Linked DNA regions of Mus musculus: region 2 is linked to region 1. A link is a loop called in an ENCODE intact Hi-C map of the cell type or tissue named here. Cell type or tissue: heart. All regions are shown on one strand. Links, peaks and the distances in the headings refer to the core of each region. The heading gives the core; the rest is flanking DNA. Region 1 has its middle 16 kb from the start of Whrn. Region 2 overlaps Tex48 (testis expressed 48).

Region 1 (9,596 bases), core at 777-8,776:
AGAACTAAAATTGCTATGCTCAGATGAACAGCAAAAACTGAATGCTCTGGTTTCTCATAAAAGGACCTGCAGTTCATCATCACACTGAAATTTGCTCTTCTTCATCTCTGAAATCAAGATAACCAAAACCAGAATTCTCCCAAATACCTATGTTCTTAAAAGAACAAAGTCTGTTCCTGATGGGTGTGCTAGGCTTAGTGGCATAAGAAAAAACCCAAAACAAAACCCTAACTTAACTGGGAGCGTTTCTGCAGTTGGACCTAGGGTTATGACTTAGGCCTGCATTAATTCTTTTATTTCAGACTTAATAAGAAAAGGTCTAAGATAATCAATTCTCCAAGAGCTTAGTTCAACAGGGCTATAACACAATGATGTCTATCACTGGAATACAGGTAACATGCTTCTGGCTAGGAAGTAGCATCTCACAGTAGTTAACATTTAGGACTTCTAAGGCTAACAACCTAGCTTTGCTTGCTGGTTTTGACCTTGAAGAGCTACACGTCCTTGTTTGTGTTCCCTGAGCCTGGATCTCCTCATTGGTAAAGTGAGAAAGGAAAGCAGAGATCTGGAAGACACTCAGACATGCCTCTGAGTTGACACGTCAGGGTTGGCTGCTTCTTCACTTTAAGGAGGAGGTGATCGAAGATGATCTTCAGGAAAGCTGAGTGGGTAGAAAAGCACTTGGTGGCTGCACGGGCCAGAACAAGGGTGGCTTTTGGGAACCTGGAGTGCCTTGTTTTCGTCTCTTCATATCAAACTTCAAGACAATTGAAAAGTACTCAAATCCATCCATCCCTCTGGAGACTTGAGCAGCCTCCGTGTGGCCCACACAGAGCTCTGCAGGCAAATGGAGCAAGGAGCTTTCCTGATCTGTGACAATCACAGCCACCCTTCCTGACATGCTCAGCTTTCACACTCATGGACAGCTTGTCCTAAGTGCTGTAGCTACAAACTCTCCCTCATTCCAAGGACTGAAGACAGACCTCAGGGGCATCTTGGTGCCTGCCTTCTCTCCTCTATCCTACATATCCCATTCCTCTTTTCTGATGTCAGTTCTCTGTGCTGGGCACTGGTGGCCTGTTTTCCTTTCCTTTTCTTTTTGTTGTTATTTTGAGTCAGGGTCTCAAAACCTGTAGCACAGGTTGGCCTTGAACTCCATATGCAGGCAAGTACAGTCTTGAACTTCTGATCTTCCTGATGTCACTTTCCAAGTCCCAGCTTACACTGTGCACCACCCAGGCTTCACTGCGATCTCTCAGGTGGCAGTGACAGTGATCCCATGGCCTTCTGTTTCTTCCCTGCCTGTGTGAGAATGGCTAGATTCTACTCATGGATTCGCTCTGCTAAAAGCTTACCACGGTTCCCTACATTAACCTTACATCCAGTCTCTCCCTTTTTTCATAGAATCCAAACCTTGCAAAATCACACATCTCTCTTCCCTGACAGCTTTGTGACCAGATTCAGATCAGTGGGAAGAGGCAGAAGCCGTGGACAGGGCTTCTTGAGAAGCTGTGGTTTCCTGACGATGACAAAACAGATTCAACTGACATAAAGCACCATTTGTAACTGACCCCTCTTTCTGCCTGATGCATAGATCTGTACCTACAGGAAGGAACGGCATCCTGACAACCAGAACACAGAAAGTCCTTCATGGGGTAGATGGAGCAGGAAGCTGGCAGGTGCCCCTGATGACTTCCTGGGACAGTCACTGCAACCCAGGACCACCAGCTCCAGATTTCTTGTTAAGTGAAGAAAAGAAATCTTAATTGGATGCAGTAACCACACCCTTATTTCTACCAGTGAGGTCAGACTTCACTCTCAAGGCATAGACTCTCCCATCTCCCACAGAGCAACTCACATACCTCAGCAGGCACACAAATCCCTGGAGCATCTGACATACACCCAGAGCCTTCATCCTACCAACACAACCCCTCCTAAGTGATCCTGCAGTAGGTGCTGTGCTTGACGGTGTGTAAAGCTCCCAAGGAGAGCACAAACGTTCCACAGAGGATAAAGAGATGAACTCTGAGCTCTGCAAACCACATTTAGACAATAATTACAGTGAATATTCTTGACTCAGAAGGGATTTTCTAAGTGGCCACCACATCACCTTCAGCCTCGTCACTGGCCACTCCCACCACCTGATTTGCCTTGGCCTTCCTGCCTTTCTGAGTAACTGTTTCTGTGTTTAGAAGTCCCTTGCTGGACTAGAGAGATGGCTCAGCAGTTAAGAGTACCGACTGCTCTTCAGAAGGTCCTGAATTCAAATCCCAGCAACTACATAGTGGCTCACAACCATCCATAATGAGATCTGATGCCCTTTTCTGGTGTGTCTGAAGAGAGCTACAGTGTACTTAAATATAATAATAAATAAATCTTAAGAAAAAAAAAGAAAGAAAGAAAGCAATCCCTTGCCCTTTGCTGTACCTGGGTCCTGCCAGCTTCAGCTCAAGTATCACCTTACCTAGGAAGTCTTCCAGACTTGTCAATCACTGAGGAGCCCTTGCAAGGCTCTTGAAGACGAGGACGAGGACATGTGTATATGCTCATATTTGTATGCCCCCTGCTCATTTTGATATAAACCAGGTGGGAAAGGTAGGCAGCGGTCTTTAGGGGAACTTTAAGTTTTAATTGGTCTCATTTCAGTTCTCTTTTAATTATAACTCCTGGACTCTGCAATCTGTAGCCAGATTTAAATGTCTGCCCCAGAAGATTGTTATTTTTAGTGGGCTGTTTTCTGCTTTTTGCTTCTCATTTACATTCCAGGGATAAGAGTCAACTCTGGGCCTAAGAGAAGCCACTAGAGGGGCCCCAGCTGGAACCAGGATCGTCTCATTGAGTCGTTTAATGTGCTGCCCTGGCGCTCTAGGAAGAAAACATTCACTAGATCGTGCAGTCATTCAATTATTCACTCCCTCACTCTAGACTGACAAGAGCCTCACTGTTTCATGTAAAAGAAACAGAGCTCAGGGGGAAAGAGATGGGATAAGTCAGAGGAAAGGGAGTTGCTGGTTTGTGTAGCTGGAAAATCGAAGGTCAACTGGTGTCCTGCACCTGGGGCTTACTCTCTATCCTCAGTGACTCTCCTCTTCTTCCCTTCTTTTTGTTTTCTTCCCCATCCCACACCCTCTTCCTCTTTCTCTTCTTCTCTTTCTTCCTTCCTTCCTTTCTTTCTTTCTTTCTTTCTTTCTTTCTTTCTTCCTTTGTTTCTAGTCCTCCCTCCCTTCCTTCCTCCCTTCCTTCCTTCCTTCCTTCCTTCCTTCCTTCCTTTCTTTCTTTCTTTCTTCCTTTCTTCCTTTCTTTCTCTCTTTCTTTCTTCCTTTGTTTCTATTCCTTCCTTCCTTCCTCCCTCCCTCCCTCCCTCCCTCCCTCCCTTCCTTCCTTCCTTCCTTCCTTCCTTTCCTCCCTGCATCCCATCTTTGGCCAGGCTCTCCTTATGGCATGTAAAAGAGTATCCAGTAGCTTTAAATAAAACTTCTAGGAGCTTAGCAAACCAGGGAAGAGTTGATGTCTACTAATCATATCAGCTAGAAAGACCAAGGGAGGACTCTCATCTGCCTTATGCTTCATGTCCTTTAGTCAACACCAGTTTTAGTGGCCAGAAGTCAGATTTACTGTGCCTGGAGCATATGCTGTGGGCGGAGAGCATAAGGGTTCAATTAAGTGTAGACCAACCTATGTAAGAAACATGTGTCCCTTACTAAAGAGAATCCTGCTCCTAGAAGATGGAGGGAAGTGACTATCTTAGCTTCGTGCTGCTAAGATAAAATGCCCTGTCAATTGCAATGTAAGGGAGAGAGGCTTTATTTTGGCTTATAGTTACAGAAGGAATCAACACATCGTGGCAGAGAGGACACGGCAGAAGGCAGGAAAGGCAGGATCAGGAGGCTAGGTAGTCATAGTGCATCCACACCAGGAAGTGCATCCACACCAGTCATAGTGCATCCACACCAGTCATAGTGCATCCACACCAGGAAGCAGAGAAGAGCAGTCGAGGAAGTGAGGCTTGGCTATAAAGGGACCCATTCCCTCTAGCAGGGCTTCACTTCCTTAATGGCTCCAGAATCTTCCCAAGCAATGCCACTAGCTGGGCATTGTTTCCCAGCATGTTTATATGTCCAAGGCATTTCTCATCCTAATCACAACAGGTATTGAATAAACAGAAAGAGCAAATCCTGTCTCTCCATTCATCCACACACCCCCTCACCTACCCATCTTCCCATTCATGGATAGATTTAATCATTGTCTATCTAATGAGTATTTCTTTGGAGAATTTTCTATGCCAGGCACCGAGAAGCACCCAAATACTCAACAGATCATCTATCAAACAGCTAAAAAGCACCACCAGATCTTATCACAAAGCCAGACCCAACATAGATACATAGAATATGTTGAATAAATTAGTAGATGATTGTGAGCGGTTACATAGGTCATTAGATCAATGGTGATACCTCCAATATAAAGAAACTGTGGACAGGGGTGGAGTCTCTAGGCTATGAGAGTCCTTCTTAGGCAAGGTGCTCGAATGCTCCTATTGCCCTATGGCAGGTGATCCTACTTCATCTCTGATGCCATCAAGGTAGTCAAGCAAGGATGAGAATTTTATTCGCTCTGCATTTCCAGCCTCAGAGGTTGGGAAGGAAATAATTATTCTAAGCTATTGAGTGAATAAATATTTTGGAAGGTAATGAGAGTCATCAGGGGGAGGAAACTTAAATGGTCACACCATGTACCAGGCTGCTTTTAGAAACCCTCATTAAAGGGCGGGATGGAAGGACGAGGAGGGCAAGAGCTCATCAGCCAAGGTCTAAGAAAACCATGACTTCATTCCCCTGTTCTTCCTGTCTAGGAGGGATTCTACAGGAGCAGAAAGGCATCCTGCCCTGTTCCCCTGTTAGCTGTGTTTATTCATGTTTAGACTGTATACTTGGGCATTCTGTGCATCCACCAGTAATGGGACGTCTCCTGGCAGGAGGAAATGGGTTGTGTTATAAGGGTATATTCTGGGATAGCTGCCTGGCAATAAGTAAACAGCTCTACGCAAGCCAGCTGCGTACAGCAGGAGCTCATATTGATCGGGATTTCCATAAGCATTCTCATGGTGCTTTCTGTCACTGTGATTAAAACCTTAGAGAAGTCCAATTAAAAGGAGGAGGATTTATTTGGGTATGGTTTTTAGAGATCTCTGACCCCCCCCCCCGCCCCATTGCTTTGAACCCAAGTCGAGACAGACTATCTCAGTGGTGGGAGCGTATGGCCAAGGAGGCTGCACACTGCTTACTTCGAGGCACTTAGACAGCAGGGAAGAAGAAAGATCTCCTACAAGGGAGCCTGCCCAGTGAGCTACTTCCAATGAGATCCCACCTCCAGCAATTTTACCAGCTCCCATAGACTCTTCATCCACACATCTGTCAGTGAATGGATTTATCCATGGATGAGCTAAGCATCCTTACGATCCAGTGAGCTTTGAATAACATTGCACTGGGGACAAAGCACATGGATTTAGGGAAGAGAGTCACTCACGTGGACATTTGTGGAATGTGAAACCATCGACATTCCATCCTGACCCCTCCTTACATATTCTTAGCTCCACAGTCCCCTCCTTAGGGGTGCTTTTCTTGCAACATCCAGAAGCTAGGACTTTTTGCATGGGCCACTAGGATCTTTATATATTATGGATGGAACTCAAGATTCTCCTGCCATGGCTTTCTAGGTACCAGGACTGCAGGTGTGTGCCACCACATCCAGTATCTGGGGGTCCTTTTAAGAGAACAATTCTTGGGGAATTAACCTCGCTACCACCTCAAGGACTGAACAGTAGAAGAATCAGACAGCCTGAGGTCCCTGTGCTCCACTAGGATACTCAGGTGTAATTTCCACTCCAGTGCCTTTGAGGGATTTGTCTGAAATTACGTCTTTTCCCAGATGAGAAGGTCTGGATTAAGAGAAGATGAAAGTTGAAGGGATGACGTGTCACTTAAGAACACTTAAAGAGGACCAGGATCGGGTTCCCAGAGCCTACATGGTAGCTCACAACCATCTGTAACTTCAGTTTCTGGAGATCTGGCACCTACTTCTGGCCTTCAAGGACACTGCACACATGTAGTACACAGATTAGATAGATAGATAGATAGATAGATAGATAGATAGATAGATAGATAGAGATAGATATGTCATAACACTCATACAATAAAAAATAGTATTTTTTTCTTTTTTTAGTACAAGAGAATAAGACCCAAAGTTTAGGAAATAGTAACTCAGGCTCATGAGTACCATATACACCATCTTAGTCACCAGGCACTAGATCTGCTTGGTGGCCTTCATTCTCTTCCCTGTCTGTGTTTCTCTGTCTCTGTGGGTTTCCTCAGCAACATTTCTATGGTAGCCATGTGACCCAAAATCTTCATTTCAGGTCCCATTTAGAGAAATCTGACGAAAGGCGACTGGGTAGTTTCTGGATTCTGGAAACTTCTGGATGTATAAAAAGGGAGATATGTGATCTTTGCCAAATACCAGCAGAACCCTGTCCTGAGTCCTCTGTAGGCAGATGACTATGACGTTCTAGGTGCATCTCTGAGGTAAAAGCAAATGGTCTTAATGCTCAAATGACCAGTCCCAGCTGCCTTGCTACCTAGGGTGGCCCAAGGCTACTGCTTGAAGGGGACTCCACAGCATATGAAATGTTAAAATCACTTTCAATAGGACCTGGAGAGATGGGTCAGAGGTTAAAAGCACTGACTGCTCTTCCAGAAGTCCTGAGTTCAATTCCCAGCAACTATATAGTGGCTCACAACCATCTGTAATGGAATCTGATGCCCTCTTCTGCTGTGTCTGGAGAGAGCAACAGTGTACTCACATAAAATAAATTTTAAAACAATGTTTCTCTACAGTCATCGATGCAGAATTGTGGATTTGAAAAGTGCAAGTCAAAAAGACTTACTCTTAATTAACTTCTTTTTTGTTATTGGGATTTGACGTGTATTGCAAGCCCAGAGCATGGGAGCCACTGACCCCATATCACCAGCATGCCATGACATAGATTTAGGATAAGAAGCCAGAGTATTCATGGTATCTCATGGAAGAGCCATGAGCCAACAAAGTGATTTTGGACTCGTAGTAAGTTACAGAATATCCCCATTTTAATATATAAAACCACTGTTTACCTATAGTGAGTTGAATAATGTCTCCTCACGAACACACAGAACTGCAGAAAGTGACCCTTTTTGAAAACAAGGCCGTCTTTACAAATATTAGTCAAAAAAATCAACAGATGAACTCGACCTAGATTTAAGGTGAGACTGTTGTCTTCGTAGGAAGAGAGGAGATACAGAGTCAGAGGGAAGAAGGCCACATGGAGTTGAGGCAGTGATGTGGGACCCCAAGAAAAGACAAACATTTCCACCAGCCACCAGAGATAGGAGTGGTCAGGAAGTATTCTTCCAGATCCTTCAGAGGAAGTGTCCCCTAACGACACCAGGATTGTGGACACTCAGCCACTGAGAATGCAAGAGAATACATTTGTATTGTAAGTCACAGAGTTTGTAGAGATTTGTTAGGACAAACCAGGTAAACACCTTGACTCTTCTGCTTTCTACAGTGCTTAGGACAGAGCCAAGGCCTTGTGCATACAGGGCAGGGCTCCACCACTCAGCTATGTCTCCATACAAGTCCATGCTTCTTACAAGGGCTATAGAAAGGCCTTGAAAGGCTATATCAAGTCAGGGACCAAGCAAGCTAGAGACATGGACTGGCAGGCAAGGAGTTGCAGCGGCTCCTTAGCCAGCTGTTCTCCTTGGTGTGGTCATGAGTTAACGTTGGTCAGGGCTGCAGGTCCGGGAGAAGGAAGACTCTTAATCAAGCCTACTTTCCCATCGGCCAGGTCAGCATGGCTACAGCAGTAGCCCTTCATCCTGGTACCCATTCTAGCTGTCATGTCCTTCAGTCTTCCAGATTCAGCCACACTGTACCTCCTATGAAGTACCTGTCCTGATGAGCAATGGCTACAATTCTGTGTGGCTGTTAGCCTTTGGGACACTAGGCTATGAGAACCCAGATTCTCCCCTTTGCTTTTTGAAGTCTTGGATGATCTTTCTTCCTTTCTTCCTTCCTTTCTTTCTTTCTTTCCTTCCTTCCTTCCTTCCTTCCTTCCTTCCTTCCTTCCTTCTTTCTTTCTTTCTTTCTTTCTTTCTTTCTTTCTTTCTTTCTTTCTTTCTTTCTTTCTTTCTTTTTTTTCTTTTTTAAAAAATCTGTATGTGTGTTGGGCCTGCGTGTATGCCTGTGCTATGCACGTAGTGCCCATGGAGACCAGAAGAGAGCAGCAGCTCCCCCTGGTGGCGGTAGTGGCTTTTCAGAGGTTGTTGGCTGCCACAGGGGTTCTGTGACTCAAACTGTAGTCCTCTGGAAGAGCAGCGAGGCTATCCCCCCCCCCCCAACCCCTCTCAGAGGGATCTTTGCTCCCTGTGGTTGACCTCTGCTACCTCACTGTTCTCTCTGGGTTTTCCAGCCTCTAGTGCAGTGGTTCTCAACCCATGGGTAGCGGCCCCTTTGCCAAGCCTCTATCTCCAAAGATATTTACATTACCATTCATAGCAATAACAACATTACAGTTATGAAGTAGCAACAAAAGTAATTTTATGGTCTGGAATCACAACAACATAAGGAACTGTATTAAAGGGTCGCACACAGCATGACCAAGATGGCATCATATGGAAAGTAGAGTAAGCCTCTAGTCCAATATGACAGGTGTCCTGACAAGACAGTCTGCCTTACACCCAAGTGAGATTGTTACTTACGGTATAGAGATGGGGGGCAGGGGACAGTGATACCACCATTGTTCATGTAGATCCAGACAAGAGTGCCGCAGACATACAGGGACAGGAAGAACTGCCCAGCTGGCTACAGAAGTGTGACCTCAGTCACCGATGTTTAATACACTGAACAGTCTGGATGATGGTTATGTGGAGGAAGCTACCTGACACGCTGAAGATACAAGCATCTTAACGTGCCTTCAGGAACCATACCAGGATACAGGGCTGCTGGGTGTCAAGCTGGAGTGTTGTCAAGTCTACTAGATGTTGCCAAGTAGCGTGGCTGTGCCAATTTAAACTCCTACTAGCCCTGTAAGTTCTTTCCCGCATCACAATCTTGCCAAAATCTGGTAATGTCAGATATTTTGATTTTGCCAATCTGTTCTGTGTGAAATGGCATCTTGTTGTTTTAACTTGAAGTTCCCTGCTGATAGGTGAGGCTATGAGTTCTGAATATATTGATTTTGAAAGAGGTTACCTGTGTCAGATGTGTGCTTTACCACTTCTTGAGCTGGCCGACTCCCATGGGTTCTTCAAAATGTGTGAGTTAAGAGCTGGGAATATGGCTCATACTAAACTCAGGAGGCATCTGAGGTTGACTTTGGGAATCCACATGCATGCTTACATGTGCATCCACACCCACACATAAAAACATGAACATGCATGCATAGGCACAGAGAGAGAGAGAGAGAGAGAGAGAGAGAGAGAGAGAGAGAGAGAGAGAGAGAGAGAGAGAGAGATTAAACAGAAAAAAAAAAAGAGAGACAGAGACAGAGAAAGATTAAACAA
Region 2 (9,596 bases), core at 646-8,645, 94 kb before region 1:
CTATCTGTAATCCCAGCACTTGAGAGGTGGACTAGGGAGATGGGAGCTTGGCTCCCATCTCCCTAGTCCACCTCTCAAGTGCTCCAGTACTTAGTGAGCCGCAGGTCAGCTCAGGATATATGAGACCCTGTCTTGAAATAAAATAAAGTGCATCTTCAGACCCTGTTGCTGTCCTATTGAGTCAGAAGCTGTGTTTTGGCATGGTCTCTGGGTAAATCTGGATACACTCTGTAATTTGAGGAACAAGGCTCAAGACTGGAAGACATGTGTATTAGTCAGGGTTCTCTAGAGTCACAGAACTCATGGATAGTCTCTAGATAGTAAAGGAATTTATTGATGACTTACAGTCGGCAGCCCAATTCCCAACAATTGTTCAGTCGCAGCTGTGAATGGAAGTCCAAGGATCTAGCAGTTACTCAGTCTCACGCAGCAAGTAGGTGAAGGAGCAAGAGCTAGAGCTAGAGCTAGACTCCCTTCTTCCAATGTCCTTATATTGTCTCCAGCAGAAGGTGTAGCCCAGATTAAAGGTGTGTTCCTTAAACTCGGAGATTCAATCTTCTGGAATCCATAGCCACTATGGCTCAAGATCTTCAAACCAAGATCCAGATAAGGATCTCCAAGCCTCCAGATAAGGGTCACTGGTGAGCCTTCCAATTCCGGATTGTAGTTCATTCCAAATATTGTCAAGTTGACAACCAGGAATAGCCACTACAACATGTAAGAGAAAAGTTAAGCTCTCTGCCTGTGGATCTGGCATACCCCTTTGAGAGTCTCAGTTCTGTCACAGGGGTTGAGCAAGTCACCTAATCTGTCTTTGCCTCAACTAGCCTCAACTAGCCAATCCTGTAAAATGGGAATATACACTTTATAGTACACTTGAGGAATCGTGGTGGAGAAGGTGTTGTGAAGGAATAGGAGTGGATGGGCTTGGGCAGACTAGAATAACGTCTTCTAATAAGAAGCCTTGGCATTCTGATGGCTTACAAAACGAATGAGTAGTTCTTCCTCATCAAAGTCCAGGACATACCACCATCCCTTCTTATCTTCATCTTCTGAAATAAGAGACCCCCATGGTTCTGTAATAGGGAAGGAGAGGAAAACAGAGAAGGTATCTCCATGTCCAGTTTGTATCACAGCCTTCTTTGGTGGCCTAGGACAGAACAGACAGGGATCAAAACCAGAGATGTCAGAGAGGAAAAAGTAGGAAAAGCTAAGACTGGCGGGGACACGGTAAGACAGAGTGCTGGTGGAAATCTGTCACAGCCCTACTGTCAGACGAAATGGGACAAGAGGCAGGAAAAAATCCTCATAGTAGGAACATACAGAAGCCCACAAAAGCTTTTAAAGGCTTCCGGAAATAGCTTCAGGCTAAAAATGAAGAACAAAACCTTTTAAAAATGCAAGCTTCCTTCGCTAAGACAATAACGAAGGTGCTCAGTCTCTGGTGCCGCAGCAGGTGTACAGCACCGTGCAACTCTGGTGAATCCTCCACCATGCCATGTGCAGTGGGTGCATTTAGGGCAAGCATCCCTCTGCCTGCACTGCAGCTCTAAGGTAGGCACTACCATCCAAAACAAGGGTACCACGTTGCAATCATGAGCAGAGGCGATTTACTCATTACACAGCCAGTGGCAAAGCTGTCACACCTGCTCCAGAGAGCTTAGCCTGTCTCTCATGGACTCTGTTACTTCTCCGGAAGTACACAAAGGCTTAAATATAATCCATACCAATCGTTATAGTAGTAAAACTTGAAGAAAAAAGTCTAAATACACAATTGTGGATTGGTTAAGTCTTGAATTATCCATAAAGCCAAATACTGTACAACTACTAATTTTTAATGTCCTAGCATGGGAAAGATGTATATAACGTCTATGAAGGTAATGAACCACATACATAGGACAGGCAATCTGATAAGCTATGTTAAAATATGCTTAAGAGGAAACTATCTCGGAGGAGAGGAATTGGGAACATTTTTCCTTTTTGAAATAGATGCACATTGCATTTAAAAATAAAAAATAAGAAAAAAGTTGATTCTTTTAAAACAATACATATTTTTAGGGCTGGAGAGATGGCTCAGTGGTTGTGAGCACTGGCTGCTCTTCTAGGAGACCCAGCTTCAACTCCCATTACACACATGGCAGCTTACAACTCTTTGTAATTCCAGTTCCAGGAATCTGACACCTTCACACAGACATACAGGCAGGCTAAACACCATTGCCATTCATTCATGAAGTAAATGAATAAATAAATCACTTTTGAAAATATGTATTTTTAAGTTCAGCATCTGTTCAAAGGAGAAACAGATTCAGATTTTTCCCCATCCCATAATATCCACCACTCACCTATGTGCTGCTTCAGTTGGCTCAACACTCTCACTTCTTTGACTGGCTCAGCCTTCCCACGTGACCCCCATGGGATTCTCGTTGTCAGATTCGCTGAAGACTGAGAAGAGTGAGTTATGCGAACAAAACCTCAAGAGAGCTACCGCACAGTCCGTCGTTGGCCAAGAAAAGCACTCCACTGCCAGCAGTGATTATGAAGGTGAGTCCTCAAGAGAGGTCCTGACAGTGACCTCTGGGGAAGGGAACTCTGTCCTGATGGCCAGGCCCTATGGGGATGTGAGATAGCTATGCTCACACTCCAGGGGATGCTGCAGAGGCTATAAAGTCTGAGGCTAGCCACTCTTTTCCAGGTTAGGCATTGCATTAGAAGGAGCAGGTCTGGGAGGAAAGAATATTCTACACCCAAGCACTCCCACGCTTATGGGCACCGTGCTGTGGTCTTGACTGTGTATTTTGTGTGAGTCTGCTTCATCTCTGCATTGGAGGCTACAAATTGAGTTCCAGACTGGCAGGTTTACATTGGTTCCAGAGTGACAGGTCCACACTGGTCTTGTTCTCTGTTGTTTCCCCAAAGCCAAATGAGTACACATCAAGTGAGCAATAAATAAGAATGCTCAGCTCAATTGGGGTGACATTGTCTTTGGGTCACAGAAGAACAAATGTCCAACCTAGAACAGTGGCAGAACCATAAAGAATAAAGGAAGCCATGTTGTGGGAAATTCATCCTGTGCCCTGACGCCCTCACACAGCCTCTATCCCCAAGGGGCCATTGATAGACAAGGGTAACCCACATCTCCTCACTGTAGAACCCACCTGTCAGTCAAGCCCCTGTTACAAACATGAACCCACTGCAGGGTAAGTTTTCCTACAAGAGCATACCTGTTCTATTTAAACTGAGGGTGAGGAGCTGGGGTCTTCTCTGGCTCATCCATGACCAAGTGAACTAGGTTCCACACTGGGAAAGGGACTTTGCAGCAGCCTACCAGGGAACACCATCTGTGTCTAAGCCAGGACGGGCCCAAGTTTTCTATTTCCTATGTCCCGTAATTTGCAAGACATTCTGTTGATAGTGACTCCACCATGTAGAACGGCACCAGGTCTGCTAACTAAGCTGTGGAGTGCCTGGGCTCCCATGGAACGTGTGGGATCTAGAAACCCATCTGGGATAGATACAATCACAGTAGTTCATCTGACTCTAGCTCAAAGGCTTTCACCCAACAGCCTGCTTTCCTTCTTTCAGAGCTGACTGCATACAATATACAAACAGGATACCCTAAAAGGAATCTAAACCGCTACTACCAGGAACACTGGGCCCTCCGACCGTGTCTCATCGGGAGACCCTGAGGGTTCTAGTGGCAGTTCCACACAGGCTCTGAGCTGCTCAGCTACTGGAGGGTCTCCATGAGATGAAGAAGGCAGTGGACAGGAGTCATGAAGACCAATTCAGAAACTCCACCACAAGGAGGGAAGAGGTCTGAGCCATCCCTGTGCCACTGGTGTGAGTCACCCCAGATCCTGACAGCCAGGGAGGGGGGCTGCCTGCAATTAAAGTCCTTGTTTGCATCAACGAATGTGACTCTCCTCTCTGTCCCTCCTCAGATCTTACAGTTATCAGTTCTTATATTGTCACTTCCAAATAACCTACAAAAAGTTTGACTTTGTGAGTAGCTTTTGAAATAATTTCAAACTTATAGGAAAGTTGTCTCAATGAGGGAAAAAATAGAGGAAAGGAAAGGAAAAGAAAAATTATTCTCACGTTATCATATTTATATTTTTTCCCTGAATGGTCTGAGAGCAAGCATCCTGACCCTTTGCCTAAATCCCTCATAGAGCACTTCTTACAGACAAGGACATCCTTTAACTCCAGCAAGTACCCAAAACCAAAGCACCTCCTACTAAAACAGCCCAATTCAAATTCCATCCATTGTCCCAAAATGACTCTGGGCCTTTTCTCCCAAGGCTATGGGTTCCATGAAGTCCTTTTGAGTGTCACACATTTCAAGGGTTCAGGCACAACAGTCTCTCAGTTCAAAACGATCTGATATTTCCATTGAATCAGAGTCAAGTTTCCCATTTGGAACCCTCCCCAGTAGTTGGCACCAGGAGACCCTGGGCACACAGGAGCCCACAAGACTGAAAATTCGCTTTGCTTGCTGAGAGGATTTAGTGTGGAGCTCAGTAACAGGCCACTTGTCCAGTGTATAGAGGTCTTGGAGTTGATTAAAACTAAAGTCACTTGTTTGATTCAGTTCCTGCTACCAAGTTCTTCCACTTAATTGGTCTGTAATTTTTTTTCCCCAAAAGATTTGTTTGGTTTTGTTACTTTTGTTCTCTGGTAAAATTTCTGGGTTTAATCTTAGACAGTTTTTAATACTGTTGTAGTATTTGTCTTTTAATTTTTATTATATTCAGTTGTTTGTTTAATGGGAGGGGCCATGCTAGGATCTACAAATGGAGGTCAGAGTACAACTTGAAGGAGTCAGTCCTCTCCTTCCGTGATGGATCAGGGATTGAACTCAGGTGGTCAGGCTGGGTAGTAAGTGCTCTTACCTCCTGAGCCACTTAACCTGTCATGTTCTTCTTGTTCCTTGCATTGGAGATTTTTTTATTCATCTCCTCATAAAAGCATTTAAAGTGTGTGATGGGCTAAACTGCCCATCATCCAAGGACACCTTTTCTCTGTTTCCTGGAACATGGGAGAATGTTCTTTCACATTGTAGGTGAGGATTATAGCATAGAAAGGCTGCTAATGTGCAACCTTCTGGTAGAGATGATCCATGTTATCTGGTTGACCTGGTCCAGTCAATGGGGACAGTCTTCTAGCACCTCTGAGCATGCTCCTGACCCAGCAGAGGCCAGGACGGAATGCGAAGTGTCTATTAATAGCAGGCGATACAGATATTCTCTGCCAGGCTGACAAAGAACTAGAACAAGAGATCAGACAGTGCTTAACCTGATAAAATGTTCAGCCTCTGGCTCTGTGTGCCCCAGTGTCCTAATGTGTAATGTGAGTTCAGCATTAGTGTCTACTGGAGCACAAGGCAATACTAAGCCTAAATTCCCCTTCCTGCTGTACCTGCTTGAGTGCACTCTTTTGACTGGCTCTATCAGGATGACATGTCTTTGGGTCATGGAAGGACAGATGTCCAATCTACCACAGTTGCACAGAACATGAGATGAAAGGCAGCCATGTTGAGAAGTGTCCACTTGGCCTCACACAGGAAACTGAGCAGGTTGCCAACAGCAGGGAATTATTTACACCTGTATTTACACAGTAGGTCTAGCTCTCTCAGAATACATACACAGTAGGTCTAGCTCTCTCAGAAGAATACACCCTAGCTAGCCTACTAATCCAAGGATAGGAGATACCCCTTCCAACGACCTAATACATTGTGGACAGTGGGACAAACCACTGCAGAGAAGTCAGCAGACAGCCCCCTCCTCCCTGCCTTATGGTCCAGTTCAGAACCCCTGTCACCAACATTCCCCAGTTCCCAGCTCTGTGACATCACAGTCTCCTGTCCACTCAGCCAGCAGGTGACAGAAGCTTAAAGGTAAGAGAGGGGGTGATCTCTCTACACAAAAGGAATGGCAATGTCCCCACACGCCTGTACACCAATTTATTTGCCACCAACACAGACATTACCTCCACCACTATTTCCCCTTTCCGGCTCCTGGCTTCCCACCTGTGCTACATGACTCAAAAGGGTTCCCCCCAACTCTAGAAGCCTATTGTCTTGGCCTCAACAGTGCCTTGCCTTGTTTCATCTGGTCAATGTGGTGTGGGGCCTCTAAAGACATCAAGATCACAGTCTATTGCAGACAAGACAATAGCTCTCCTCTTTGGCTTCTTCTACATCAAACTAAGAGGGACATAGGTGGTTCAAAAAAATAGGTCATATGTCCTCTCTGTCACCAATTTTTGGTGACATATGTACTTATTGTGTACAAGATGCCATGCTAAATACTTCAGAAGTGCATGCCACACAATCTTCACATCATTGGATGGGTTTTATCATTGCTCAAAGAGGTAAGCTGAGCTTCAAGGAGGGAAAAAACTGCTCTAGATCTAGGTGTTATATAAATTAAGATCCTATGTCCACTTAAGAAAAAAGTATGGATGATTAACCAGGATGTCACTCTGTGAGTCTTCAGGTGGAGCCTTGCTATGTAAGCTCCCCACCATCAGTCTCTAGAGTACCAGATGTTCCCCAGTAACGGAAAAGAGAGTGAAGCCACTGATGTCCCTGCCGTCCCTCTTGGCTGTGACACCTGGACAAGTCCCATTTCTAAGCCTCAGATCCCTCTGAAAATGGTGGAATACCATTTTGCATCACATACAGAAGAGACAAAAGAAAAATGAGCCTCAGATGTCAAAGGACCTGCCCTAGATGATCAATAAACGTCAGCACACCTGGAACTGAGACTGATTCTCTTCCCATCAACTTGAATGGCAAAGACTATTGGTAAAAGGTAAAAACCACTGGTAAAAGGGAGACTAGAAAGGACTGAGTGTCACTCAACAGTCAGAGAAGGCCCAGGCATTCAATCAACATGAAGTAATCACCTGTTCTTGCCCTGAGTTATGGTGTGACCAGGGACCCAAAGGCAATGGTGATTTATCCCTGTCTCTGGGAGCAAAAATGTCCTGTTTACTGCAGAATCCTCAGGATTTCACAGGGGATTTGACACCAGTCAATCCTCCATAAATACTTGTCTTCAAGTACCCACAGATTCTTCAACTGCTTTTGCACAGGACCAGAGCAGAACAAATCCAAGTTCATTCATCCATTCCACCAATGCCCAGGAAACGTTGGACACCACAGGAACCCCACTCAGAAGACCACAGGAAACAAAGAACTGCCTTCCCAGAGGGTCTGAACTCATACAAATTACTACATTCTGGGCAGGGTAGAATACAATAAAGCTGTGGGCAGTGGAACAGGAGTCCCGAGAGTGGGAGAAATAAGGTGAGCGGGCCAGATGGGGTTAGAGAAGGCAGCATGCAAGCAAAGGCTTGAAGCATGAGGGAGGGAGGGAGGGAGGGAGGGAGGGAAGCACTTTCCTGTCGACCTCTGCTGACAGAAGATGAAGCAGGGCAAGAAGAAGTGTTCTTGGCTGCTGGAACCGAAGGGAGGGGAAAGAGGAGGAGACAGCCCTGGTCAGACAGGTAAGGACAAGGTGAAGGAGCTTGCTTCTCCAGAAGAGGCCCAGGCAAGGCTCTTACCCTGTGTGGTACAGGAGACTTTTCTATCTTGTTTTTCTTTTGTCATGATAAACAACCACAAGCAAAAGCAATCTGGGGAGAAAAGAATTTATTTTAGTTTACAGATTCATAGTTCATCCTGGAGGGACACCAAGGTATGAACTCTTTGGAGACAACTGAAGCCAGATATATGGAGAGCTGCTGCTCTGGGTTGCTTCCCCCACTTTAGTTGGGCTTGCTTTCTTTCACAACCCAGGATCACCTGTCCAGGAGTGGAACCACACATACTGAACTGGACCCTACTACACCAACTAGCAATCAAGAAAAGACAATAGGAACGCCCAAAGGCCAGTCTGATGGGAGCAATTCCTTCATCAGTGTTCTGTGTTCCCAAGTATGTCAAATTGACAGCCATCACTAAAGTTACCAGCAGGTTGGGTGGTCAGAAGTGTCATGCTCTGACTCATTCAAGGAAGACCAACTGGAAGGAGCAAGAGTAGCCAATGCAATAAACCAGGGGGTGAGGTAAGAGGGGTAGGGAGATGGAAGGTAGGTGAGAAGCCAGAGCCCATCTGTGATGCCAGAGAGTAGACCTCATGTGCTGTGATTGACATTCAACAACTATGTTGGAAATTTCTGAAGTGGGTCCTGTGAGATCATGAGCCTGCCCCTTTAAGATTCTGGTCACTCAGAGGCCACATCCCACAGCTTGAAATCAAGTCTTACCATTCTCAATCTCTACCTTCACCTCAATCACTGTGGAGACAGAGAAATCAAGAATCAAGAAGTCCTACTGTGCTTAATATTCTCTAATTTCTAGTCTTGCCTGGTACCTGGTACCTCATTGTGTTTTGTCACAACTAGGTTGACCACAATCTCACACAGTGAGGATCTTCCTGCTACCCCCAAAAGGCTATAAAGTCATTTATTTTCAGGGGACTTTTCCCTGAATTTTCTCTGGGCCTCCCTGTATCATGTTGTCCATGGTCTGCCTCTGCCTCTGCCTCTGCCTCTGCCTCTGCCTCTGCCTCTGCCTCTGCCTCTCTGCCTCTGCCTCTGCCTCTGCCTCTGCCTCTGCCTCTGCCTCTGCCTCTGCCTCTGCCTCTGCCTCTGCCTCTGCCTCTGCCTCTGCCTCTGCCTCTGCCTCTGCCTCTGCCTCTCCCTCTGCCTCTGCCTCTGCCTCTGCCTCTGCCTCTGCCTCTGCCTCTGCCTCTGCCTCTGCCTCTCTCTGCCTCTCTCTGATTCTCTGCCTCTCTCTGATTCTCTGCCTCTCTCTGATTCTCTGACTCTCTGACTCTCTCTCTGACTCTCTGACTCTCTGACTCTCTGACTCTCTGACTCTCTGACTCTCTGCCTCTGCCTCTGCCTCTGCCTCTGCCTCTGCCTCTGCCTCTGCCTCTGCCTCTGCCTCTGCCTCTGCCTCTGCCTCTGCCTCTGCCTCTCTCTGCCTCTCTCTGATTCTCTGACTCTCTGACTCTCTCTCTGACTCTCTGACTCTCTGACTCTCTGACTCTCTGACTCTCTGCCTCTGCCTCTGCCTCTGCCTCTGCCTCTCTGCCTCTGCCTCTCTCTCCCTCCCTCCCTCCCTCCTCTCTTTAAGCTATCATTCTCAATGGAGCTCCTTCCCAGGTTTTAAAGGGAAGCCTCTCTTTCCCTTCAAAGACCTATCAAGCTGTATCTGACATAATGTCCTGTCCCTTTCGAATGTTCTCCCACATCAAGGTTCAATAATAGACCCTATGGTCTTGAAGCCATCTCTCCTAACGTCATCCACTCATGAAGGGTGTTTTCACACAAATTCTTTTCCTAAACCAATCACCCCATCTGTCATCCTTTTTTCCTACCAGTGGTTTGGTCATAGAGAAGAGGGATCTAGAGCAGAACATGGAAGAGAGAACAGAGACTGAAAATAAGATATATTTACAACCTTGGGTCATCAGAGCCTTGGGAAGATGATCTAGTTAACCAGCTATGCTGCTGATGTGATCCTTAGTCCAGAGACAGGCATGAGCTAGCCCTCAGCCACATAGCAATTAACAGTGAGGCAA

Evidence for each region. Peaks named below come from ENCODE experiments on the same cell type or tissue, not always from the same donor. Only the 100,000 strongest peaks of a DNase experiment are listed, where the experiment ranks them.
Region 2: a loop joins it to region 1, with 2.4 times the contacts of the local background. A loop is called at or near these places in 3 of 42 quality-filtered maps.

What each region holds. Positions count from the first base shown.
Region 1 is chr4:63,507,155-63,516,750 of GRCm38, reverse strand. No RefSeq gene overlaps it. Among named protein-coding and RNA genes, the nearest start is that of Whrn, 16 kb to the right of the region's middle. In heart, for the core only: a CTCF peak has its summit at 8,335 (motif pointing left); a DNase peak (open chromatin) is centred at 8,320; H3K27me3 peaks cover 321 bases.
Region 2 is chr4:63,601,402-63,610,997 of GRCm38, reverse strand. It overlaps Tex48 (testis expressed 48), which reads left to right. Exons shown (of 5, transcript NM_029324.3): 4 at 2,431-2,541; 5 at 3,583-3,909. The coding sequence ends at 3,686. It also overlaps a transcript of Gm11213 not described here. Among named protein-coding and RNA genes, the nearest start is that of Gm11213, 5.4 kb to the right of the region's middle. In heart, for the core only: no CTCF peak of the experiment used is centred there; a DNase peak (open chromatin) is centred at 5,207; H3K27ac peaks cover 1,502 bases; H3K27me3 peaks cover 242 bases.